Linked DNA regions of Homo sapiens: region 2 is linked to region 1. Evidence: read pairs that join two places in POLR2A ChIA-PET (ENCODE). Cell type or tissue: A673. All regions are shown on one strand. Links, peaks and the distances in the headings refer to the core of each region. The heading gives the core; the rest is flanking DNA. Region 1 overlaps RHPN2 (rhophilin Rho GTPase binding protein 2). Region 2 overlaps RHPN2 (rhophilin Rho GTPase binding protein 2).

Region 1 (5,371 bases), core at 194-5,193:
TGGCTCACCACAGCCTCTGCCTCCTGGGTTCAAGTGATGTGCCTCAGGCTCCTGAGTAGCTGGGATTACAGGCATGTGCCATCATGCCCGGCTAATTTTGTATTTTTAGTAGAGACAAAGTTTCTCCATGTTGGTCTCGAACTCCAGACCTCAGGTGATCTGCCTGCCTTGACCTCCCAAAGTGCTGGGATTACAGGCGTGAGCCATCATGCCCAGCCTCAGGTCTATTATAAAATCATGTCTCTCACTTTTTTCTTTTCTTTTCTTGTCTTTTCTTTCTTTTTTGACAGGGTGTTGCTGTGTCATCCAGGCTGGAGTGCAGTGGCATGATCATAGCTCACTGCAGCCTCAACCTCCCTGGCTCCAGTGATCCTCCTGTCTCAGCCTCCTGAGTAGCTGGGACAACAGGCATGAGCCACAAAGCCTGGCTAATTTTTAAATTTTTTGTAGAGACGGTCTCACTGTGTTGCCTGGGCTGGCCTCGAACTCTTTTTTTTTTTTTTTTTGAGACAGAGTCTGGCTCTGTTGCCCAGGCTGGAGTGCAGTGGCACCATCTCGGCTCACTGCAAGCTCCACCTCCCGGGTCCACGCCATTCTCCTACCTCAGCCTCCTGAGTAGCTGGGACTACAGGCGACCGCCACCATGTCCGGCTAATTTTTTTTTTTTTTTTTGTATTTTTATTAGAGATGGGGTTTCACCATGTTAGCCAGGATGGTCTCAATCTCATGACCTTGTGATCTGCCCGCCTCGGCTTCCCAAAGTGCTGGGATTACAGGCGTGAGCCACTGCGCCCGGCCTGGTCTCGAACTCTTTGGGCCCAAGCCTCAGCCTTCCACAGTGCTCGGATTACAGGCATGAGCCACCGCACCCAGCTTTCCCTGGCTTCTCACTATATTTTTTCTTTCTCATTATGTTACTGTGTTTAAACAGAGGTACAGCTCTATAAGATTATTATAAATTACTTTCTCAACTTATATTACTATAATTTCTCAAGAAGTGGAAATGCAACTTCTTTTCCCCAGATTTTTATGCTCTTCCTACTGAAAATCTTGGAAGAATTATTGTTCTCTGGCCTGTAGTTAAATGCAGAGTAATGTAATTTTCTAGAATGCTGCATCCTGATAGAGATTCCTTTTCTGCAACTGCCCCTGTACCCCACAGTACTAAAACTCACAGGAAAATCTGTTGTGGCCATGAAGAAAAGCAGCTGGAAGGCCGGGGGTGGTGGCTCATGCCTGTAATCCCAGCACTTTGGGAAGCTGAGGTGGGTGGATCACCTGAGGTTGGGAGTTCGAGACCAGCCTGACCAACATGGAGAAACCCCGTCTCTACTGAAAATACAAAATTAGCTGGGTGTGGTGGTGCATGCCTGTAATCCCAGCTACTCGGGAGGCTGAGGCAGGAGAATGGCTTGAACCTGAGAGGCAGAGGTTGCAGTGAGCTGAGATCACGCCATTGCACTCCAGCCAGGGCAACGAGCAAAAAACTCCGTCTCAAAAAAAAAAAAAGGAAAAAAGAAAAAAAAAAGAAAAGAAAAGCAGCTGGAAACAAACTAGAGAAAGCCTTTCCCCAGGGCCATTGAAAGGCCCAAAATGAAAGGTCTTGGCACTATGTGGAAGAGGAGAGTGAGTACACAGTGAGGCATTGTCACTTCTTATCTCTGCCTCTTCATCCTTTGGGAATGCTAATGCCCCAAAATGAATTTAGCTCCATTGTTTTTACTCAAGAGCTGTAGGAGAAGTTGTTTCTTGTTCACAGAAACCTCCAGCCTGGACAGGGCCTCCGGGTTCATTGTGTCCTGGTTTATGGTCCCTGTTGACTCTGGGCTTCCTGGAGGCTCCGGCAGAGAAGGAAGGAGAATTTTTGTTTGTTGTTGTTTTTTTTTTTTTTTAACCCAGAAGCTCCTTGCAGTCTTCTCTCTGCAAGGAGCAGGGATCTACTCTTTGATGAATGAGCAGCATTCATCTTAGTGAGGGCTAATTTCGTGTTAGACACTTGTGTGCATCTTTTATGAACGCTTGTGTGGATGAGGAAGCCTTCTGATGGGCTGAGTCCACCAGGAACAGCGTGGGTCATGTGGGATCAGCAGCTCCAGCTCTATTGGTACTGATACTACCCCTCCGGCTGTTTAGATCCATCCCCTTGGACCCTTGAGTCAATTCCCAGGTGGAGAGGGAGGGAGGCAGAGGAGAGTAAAGGTTGGTGATGCTGACCCCACTCCTGATTCCCCATGATGGTCTAAAACAGCTTTTTTTTTTTTTAAAGATGACAGAATCTGGCTGTGTCACCCAGGCTGGAGTGCAGTGGCACCGTTGTAGCTCACTGTAGCCTTGACCTCCTGGGCTCAAGTGATCCTCCTGCCTCAGCCTCCCAACTAGCTGGGACTAGAGATGTGATTAAAAATTGCCACACCTGGCTGATTTTTATTTTTATTTTTTGTAGAGATGGGGTCTTACTGTGTTGCCTAGGCTGGTCTTCAACTCCTGGCCTCAAGCAATCCTCCCATCTCAGTGGTGGGCTATTACAGGTGTGAATCACTGCACCCAGCCCTAAGCCAGATCTTAAAGGCCAGGCTGGATCCAGGCTGACTGTGGCCTTGGAGAGGGGAGGGTCTGCCCAGCTGCATGGTATCCACCATCAGCCCCGAGGGTCTGCCTGACCAACAGTCTTCAACTGTGGGATCCTGGCTGGGAGGTATCCCCTGGCAGAAACAGAATTTTCAGGGTGACTCAGAGGAGAGACAACGTGATGAACTATAACACTGTAAATGTCCCTTGTTTCCTGGGGCCATTTGGATGGTTGCCACGACACCACCTGATGCTACTGGGCGTTGGCTTTAGCCTGATCAACACTTCCTCCTTTGGCTCAGGTACCAGCGTCCCGTGACACAAAGGCTGCATTGGAGGTAGCCATAGGACACAGTCGAACTGCAGGTACCGCTCAGCCAGAGGCTGGGTGTCTGGCAGAGCAGCAGTAATGGGTGCCAAGTGAGGACAAGGTTCCCCACTTGGAGCACCAGGGACGGAGACACCACGGTGAATGATGTGAGTCCCTCAGGGCTGCCCATTCAGACCCTCGGAGTTCCCTATGGCCAGGTTTCCATTTGATTGTAACAAGAGAAAAGGGGACCAGCACAGTGGCTCACACCTGTGATCCCAGCACTTTGGGAGTCCGAGGCAGGAGGATCATTTGAGGTCAGGAGTTCGAGACCAGCCTGGACAACATGGTGAAACCCTGTTCCTACTAAAAATGCAAAATTAGTCGGGTGTGGTGCTGCGTGCCTGTAATCCCAGCTACTCGGGAGGCTGAGGCAGGAGAATCGCTTGAACCTCGGAGGTGGGGGTTGCAGTCAGCTGAGATTGTGCCACTGCACTCCGGCCTGCTGGGTGACAGAGCAAGATTCTGTCTCAAAAAAAAAAAAAAAAAACAAAGAAGAAAAAAGGGCAGGTGGTAAAAAAACAAGGCTGGATGTAGTGGCTCACACCTATGATCCCAGCACTTTAGGAGGCCACGGTGGACAGATCACATGAGCTCAGGAGTTCAAGACCAGCCTGGGCTGCATCGACAAAACTCTGTCTCTACAAAAAATACAATAAAATTAGCCAAGTGTGGTGGTGTGGACCTGTAGTCCCAGCTTCTCGGGAGGCTGAGGTGGGAGGATTGCTTGAGCCCCAGGATATTGAGGCTGCAGTGAATGGAGATCACGCCACTGCAGTCCAGCCTGGGCAAGAGAGTGAGATCCTGTCTCAAAAACAAGAGACTGGGCGCGGTGGCTCACACCTGTAATCCCAGCACTTTGGGAGGCTGAGGCAGGTGGATCACCTGAGGTCTTAGGAGTTCAAGACCAACCTGGCCAACATGGTGAAACCACGTCTCTAGTAAAAAATACAAAAATTAGCTGGGTGTCCAGGTACAGTGGCTCACGCCTGTAATCCCAGCACTTTGGAGGCCAAGGCAGGTGGATCACGAGGTCAGGAGTTCAAGACTAGCCTGACCAACATGGTGAAACCCCATCTCTACTAAAAATACAAAAATTAGCCAGGCATGGTGGTGTGCGCCTGTAATCCCAGCTACTCTGGAGGCTGAGGCAGGAGAATCGCTTGAACCTAGGAGGCAGAGGTTGTAGTGAGCCAAGATCGCACCACTGCACTCCAGCCTGGGCAAGAGAGCGAGACTCCATCTCAAAAAAAAAAAAAAAAGCAAAACTGTTAAAACTGTTGTTGAGTGTGTCCTACCAGTTGAAATAAGCAGATCATTGGTCTGGAAATACAGTTGATTCATGGAAATGTTCACGATTTGATGTGGTGGGAGGCACAGTAAAAGCCTAGTTATTCAAGGCTGGGCGCAGTGGCTCACACCTGTAATCCTAACACTTTGGGAGGCTGAGGTGGGTGGATCACTTGAGGCCAGGAGTTTGAGAGCAGCCTGGCCAACATGGTGAAACCTCGTCTCTACTAAAACAAAACAAAACAAAACAAAACAAAAATTAGCCAGGTGTGTTGGCACATTCCTGTAATCCCAGCTACTCAGGAGGCTGAAACAGGAGAATCGCTTGAACCCGGGAGGTGGAGGTTGCAGTGAGCCGAGATCACACCACTGCACTCCAGCCTGGGCAACAGAGCAAGACTTCGTCTCAAAAAAAAAAAAAAGTTATTCAGCATATTGAAAAATAACTGTGATTGGCACACAGTAGGGGTTTATAGAGATTTCTGGAAGAGACTGAAGGGAGCTCGTAACTAAAGATTATGGCTGTGTTGACTCATATCGAGCCCCCCTCCACCCCTGTGTGAATGGATTGGGATTCCCGGGGGAGGCGGCTGGGCCCTCACCTCCAGCCCTGACACCTGGCAGAGATCCTGGAAGGGCAGGAGGGCTGTTGACAAGTACTGAATTCATGTTTTTATTTTTATGGACATGGACAAGCTAGATTCTTTCCACCCAGCCTGCCCTGAATCTCCAGTGTGGTGAAAAGTTAAATTAGATGTATGTGTGTATTGCAGTGTACTGCATGCTATTTTCTGTGCTTTCTCATTGATTGCTCTGGCTGACTTATAAACAAGCAATTCTGTTTTCCAGAGTTTGGTGGTTGAGTGAGGGATTGCGTAACCAGGAAGGAGTGAGAAAGGCAGAGAAAATAATCTTTGCTGGAGAAGCAGCTAAAAACACCTGCCTTCCTGTATCCCGTGGGAAGGTCTCTCTGGCTGGGAGCTGGCCCAGCCCTACCGTGTCATCTCTCACTTAGTTTTACGCCTGAACCTTTAGATCCCAAGCTTGCACATTGCCCTAAATTTGCTGGAAACACCTCTGCATGTGTGAGCTTTATCTTTGGCTGTGCAGAAGAAGGGCCCATACTATTGCCTATAGTGGAGG
Region 2 (5,371 bases), core at 134-5,133, 49 kb after region 1:
TGCTGGCATTACAGGCGTGAGCCACCGCACCCAGCCAACCCAGGAGTTTGACAGCAGTTTGGGTAACATAGACCCCATCTCTACAAAAATTAAAAAAAAAAAAAAAGGCAGGTATGGTGGCATGCACCAGTAATGCCAGCTATTCTCATGAGGCTGAGGTGGGAGGATCAACTGAGCCCTAAAGTTGAAGGCTGCAGTAAGCTATGATCACACCACTGCACTCCAGCCTGGGCAACAGAGTGAGATATTGACTCTTAAAAAAAAAAAAAAAAAGAATTTTTTCCACTTGTAGCATTAACTAGCCAAGTAATCTGTATTCTCGGAATGCATTTCTTTCACATAGGTATGACTCTCTCACCGGGGTTCCGGTCAGCCAGCAGAACCTGCTGCTGGAGAAGGCCAGTGTCCTGTTCAACACTGGGGCCCTCTACACCCAGATTGGGACCCGGTGTGATCGGCAGACGCAGGCTGGGCTGGAGAGTGCCATAGATGCCTTTCAGAGAGCCGCAGGTATGTCTCCTCCAGGGCTGACCAGACGGAGCCTTGGCCCCACCCGGTGGCACCAGGGGACCCCCCACTGAAGAGAATCTACAGGTCATCCCTCGCAAGGGCCAGACCAGTCTCCAGCTCTGGTGTAACTTCCCATTAAGAAACTTGCTCCGGCCGGGCGCGGTGGCTCACGCCTGTAATCCCAGCACTTCGGGAGGCCAAAGCGGGTGGATCACAAGGTCAGGAGATCGAGGCCAGACTGCATCTCAAAAAAAAAAAAAAAAACTTGCTCGGTGGTTCAGACCTCAGTCTGGGATGGCTGATGTACATGGTGAATCCTGTGGCTGACGATCTTTTCCAGACAAGTGGCCCCTGGGATGGCAGTGCATAACTGTTTCTTTCAACACTGTCATGAAGAGCAGAATAACTTTTCCCAAATAGTGAAACTGTAGGCTTCTTTTTCTTGTATTAGGTGTACCTTATCAGTGCGTATTACTCTCCGTGCCTTTATTTATTTATTTATTTATTTATTTATTTATTTATTTATGAGATGGAGTTTTGCTCTTGTTGCACAGGCTGGAGCGCAGTGGCATGGTCTCGGCTCACTGCAACCTCCACCTCCTGGTTTCAAGCAATTCTCCTGCCTCAGCCTCCTGAGTAGCTGGGATTACAGGCACCCGCCACCACACCTGGCTAATTTTTGTATTTTTAGTAGAAATGGGGTTTCGCCATGCTGGCCAGGCTGGTCTCGAACTCCTGACCTCAGGTGTTCCGCCTGCCTCAGCCTCCCAGAATGCTGGGATTACAGGCATGAGCCACCGCACCCTGCCCCTCCATGCCTTTATATCACCTGCATTCTGCCAACTTCTCCAGCATGAGGTGGGTGTTCTCAACCCTTTGTCAAGTGATGCATTCAAAGGATGTCTCATAGCTCAGTTCCCTTCTTCTGGGAACTGTCTTTTGTTATTTTATTTTATTTATTTGTTTATTTTGAGATAGAGTCTTGCTCTTGTCACCCAGGCTGGAGTGCAGTGGCACAATCTCTGCTCACTACGACGTCTGCCTACTGGGTTCAAGTAATTCTTCTGCCTCAGCCTCCCAAGTAGCTGGGATTACAGGCGCCTGCCACCATGCCTGGCTAATTTTTGTATTTTTAGTAGAGATGAGGTTTTGCCATGTTGGCCAGGCTGGTCTCAAACTCCTGACCTCAGGTAATCTTAGTATGAGAATGAGGTGCGGTGTTGAGGAGAAAAGCAGCCTAGTGCTTACACCTATAGAGGACTGGGGTCAACAGACCCAGCGCTGTGGGTGAGCCTGGCTTGGCTCACCTGTGCCTGCGGGTTCTGCCTTGCTCCCCCATAGCAGGGCTGTGTCTGGGTCAGACTCCACGTGGGGATGGATGCAAGAGCAGGGCACAGTGTAGACCACAGTGTGTTCCCCACGCTAGCTCTATAGCGTGTTGCCTTCTGGGCTGATCATCGACATTCTGCTTTGGGGTGTGATCCCCTTCCACCCGTGTGGATCATTGTTTGATATCACTTTGCCCTGCAAGCTTGTGAAGAACCATAGCTTTGCCACTTTGACTCATCGTGAAATTTCTGATGTTATAATGATTGGTCCTACCAGCCTGGGCCACACAGGAGGACCCCATCTCTACAAAATATTTAAAAATTAGCCAGGCGTGGTGGTGTATGCCCGTAGTTCCAGCTACTCCAGTGGCTAAGACGGGAAGATCACTTAAGCCCAGGAGTTTGAGGCTGCAGTGAGCTATGATTGCACCACTGTACTCTAGCCTGGGTGACAGAGTAAGACTCCATCCCTAAAAAGAATTTTTTTTTTTTAAATTAATGAAATAGGCTGGGCATGGTGGCTCATGCCTGTAATCCCAGCACTTTAGGAGGCTGAGGTGGGTGGATTGCTGGAGCCCAGGAATTTGAGATCAGTCTGGGCAACAAGGCGAAACTCCATCTCTACAAAAAGTACAAAAGTTAGCTGGGCCTGGTGGTGCATGCCTGTAGTCTCAGCTACTTGGGAGGCTGAGACAGAAGGATCAGCCGAGGTTGTGGTAAGCCAAGATCGCGCCATTGCACTCCAGCTTGGGCGACAGAGCAAGACCCTGTCCCAAAAAATAATTAATTAATTAAAAAAATAAAAGATTGGTCTATCGGGATGAAGCGATATGCTAAGATTCCAAGTATGAGTTGATTTCTTTTGCTGTAAATCTTTTTTCTGGACTCATCTTTCTGAGGAATCTTAGGCAGGCACTCTGTGTCCTGTCTCTGAGATTATATCAATGGAGACAAACTATAGACGAAATGAAGCAAGTAGGAGAACAGTGGGGAGTGTGAGGGAACCCCCATGGAGCTCGCAGCTCAAAACAGCAGGTGCCATCCCTCCGCAGGGCAGGGCTTTTTTTTTTTTTTTTTTGCTCAGCAACAAAACCAGAGGAACCAGTTGGATGGGATTCATATGAGAGATTCTATTTCAGTTCCAGATTGATTGTCAGTTAGCGCTTTGGACAGTTAATTTTCTAAACTACAAAGAAGTCAGAGGAAGGCTGCAGCATGAAAATTTCCATTGGAGCAGACGGATTGAGATTTTTTTTTTTTTTTTTTTTTTTTTGAGACAGAATCTCACTCTGTCGCCCAGGCTGGAGTGCAGTGGCGAGATCTCGGCTCACTGCAGCCTCTGCTTCCCGGGTTCAAGTGATTCTCCTGCCTCAGCCTCCGGAGTAGCTGGGATTATAGGCGTGCACCACCACACCTGGCTAATTTTGTATTTTTGGTAGAGATGGGCTTTTGCCATGTTGGCCAGGCTGGTCTTGAACTCCTGACCTCAGGTGATCCGCCCACCTCGGCCTCCCAAAGTGCTGGGATTAGAGGCATGAGCCACCACGCCTGGCCAGAATAGATCTTTCTTGAGGTCCAGGGGAAAAGCCCTGGACTGCTGAATGACTCAGATCTTATGTGTGAGCCTGGTCCCCTGTGAGCCCCTTAGTCCTTCTGCCTGCCGTCTGCTTGCATCTCCATACCTGTCGTGATGGAATTTTGTCCCAGGTGACACAGGAGTTGTGGGGAGCAGGCTGGTTTCTTTACTCAATAGAGATGTGTTTTGGAAGGTAATCCAATTTTTAAAAATTGGGTTAAAAGGCTGGGTGGGGTGGCTCACGCCTGTTATCCCAGCACTTTCAGTGGCCGAGGCAGGCAGATCACCTGAGGTCAGGAGTTCGAGACCAGCCTGGCCAACATGGTGAAACCCCGTCTGTACTAAAAATACAAAAATTAGCTGGGTGTGGTGGTGGACACCTGTAATCCCTGCTACTTGGGAGGCTGAGGCAGGAGGATCGCTTGAACCTGGGAGGCAGAGGTTGCAGTGAACTGAAATCACACCACTGCACTCCAGCCTGGGTGTTTATTTATAAATAAATAAATAAATAGTGTTAAAATATACATATATAACTTAAAATGTACTATTTTAACCAGTTTTTTTATTATAGTAAAATAACACAGAACATAAAATTACCATTTTAATTATTATCTTAAATTTTAAAAATTTTAAAATTATCCTGCCAACCAGAAGCACATTTTAACCATTTTTAAGTGTGCAGTTCAATGGCATTAAGTGCATTTGTACATTCATAGTGTTGTGCAGCCATTACCACTAAACATCTCCAGAAGTTAAAAACTTTTTTTGTTGGTTAGGCAAGGTGGCTCACACCTGTAATCTCAGCACTTTGGGAGGCTGAGTCAGGAGGATCACTTGAATCCAAGAGTGGAGACCAGTCTGAGCAACATAGGGACACCCCATCTGTACAAAAAATTTTAAAATTAGCTTGGTGTAGGGTGGCACATGGCTGTAGTCCCAGCTCTTCAGGAGACTGAGGTGGGAGGACCGCTTGAGCCCAGGAGTTTGAGGCTGCAGTGAGCCATGATTGTGCCACCGCACTCCAGTCTGGGCAACAGAGTGTGATCTTGTCTCAAAAATAAATAAAATAAATACATTTTTAAAAAGTATATATTTTTTAAGAGACAGGGGTCTCAGTACGTTGCCCAGGCTGGTCTTGAACTCTTAATGTCAAGCAACCCTCCCACCTCAGCCTCCTTTATAGCTGGGATTACAGGCAGCAGCCCCTGTGCCCAGCTATCTCCGGAACTTTTTCATCATCCAAAGCAAAGCTCTGTACTCAGTTAAACAATAACTTCCCATTGCCCGCTTTTCCAGCCCCAGCTAACCTCTATTCTCCTTTCTATTTCTGTGAATTTGACTATTCCGGGTACCTTATCTAAATGGAATCCTACAATATTGGTCCTTTTGTGACTGGCTTGTTTCACTTAGCATAATGTCCTTATTTACACTGTACCATGTGTCAGAATTTCATTCCTTTTTAAGGCTGAAAAATATTCTGTTGTATGGATAGGCCACATTGTGTTTAATCATTCATCTGCTCATGGACGTCTGGGTGGTTTCCACTTTTCAGCTCTTGTGAATAATGTTGCTATTAACACGGGTGTTCAAGTGTCATTTAAGCCCCCACTTTCAATTGTTTGGGGATATATATCATAGGAGTGGAATTGCTGGACCATATAATTGAGAATCAAATTTTTTAATATGTTGTAGGACACCGGTTCTTTTTTTTTTCTCCTGTCTTTTCCTTTTTTTTTTTTTTTTTTTTTTTTTGAGACAGAGTCTTGCTCTGTCACCCAGGCTGGAGTGCAGTAGTGAGATCTCAGCTCACTGCAACCTCTGCCTCCTGGGCTCAAGCAATCCTCCTGCCTCAGCCTCCAGAGGAGCTGAGACTATAGTCGCACACCATCACACCCGGCTAATTTTTGTATTTTTTGTAGAGACAGGGTTTCACCACGTTGCCCACGCTGGTCTTGAA

The links. ChIA-PET counts read pairs that join two places held together with the same protein. Peaks named below come from ENCODE experiments on the same cell type or tissue, not always from the same donor. Only the 100,000 strongest peaks of a DNase experiment are listed, where the experiment ranks them.
Region 2: POLR2A ChIA-PET joins it to region 1 with 10 read pairs; 8 of 35 experiments call an interaction of 5 or more read pairs at or near these places.

The regions. Positions count from the first base shown.
Region 1 is chr19:33,052,255-33,057,625 of GRCh38, reverse strand. All of the region lies in intron 1 of RHPN2 (rhophilin Rho GTPase binding protein 2), which reads left to right. Among named protein-coding and RNA genes, the nearest start is that of RHPN2, 9.9 kb to the left of the region's middle. RefSeq lists enhancers at 98-621, 622-1,145, 2,279-2,779. In A673, for the core only: no CTCF peak of the experiment used is centred there; no DNase peak of the experiment used is centred there; H3K27ac peaks cover 351 bases.
Region 2 is chr19:33,003,153-33,008,523 of GRCh38, reverse strand. RHPN2 (rhophilin Rho GTPase binding protein 2) reads left to right here. Exons shown (of 15, transcript NM_033103.5): 7 at 344-510. Among named protein-coding and RNA genes, the nearest start is that of FAAP24, 34 kb to the right of the region's middle. In A673, for the core only: no CTCF peak of the experiment used is centred there; a DNase peak (open chromatin) is centred at 2,863.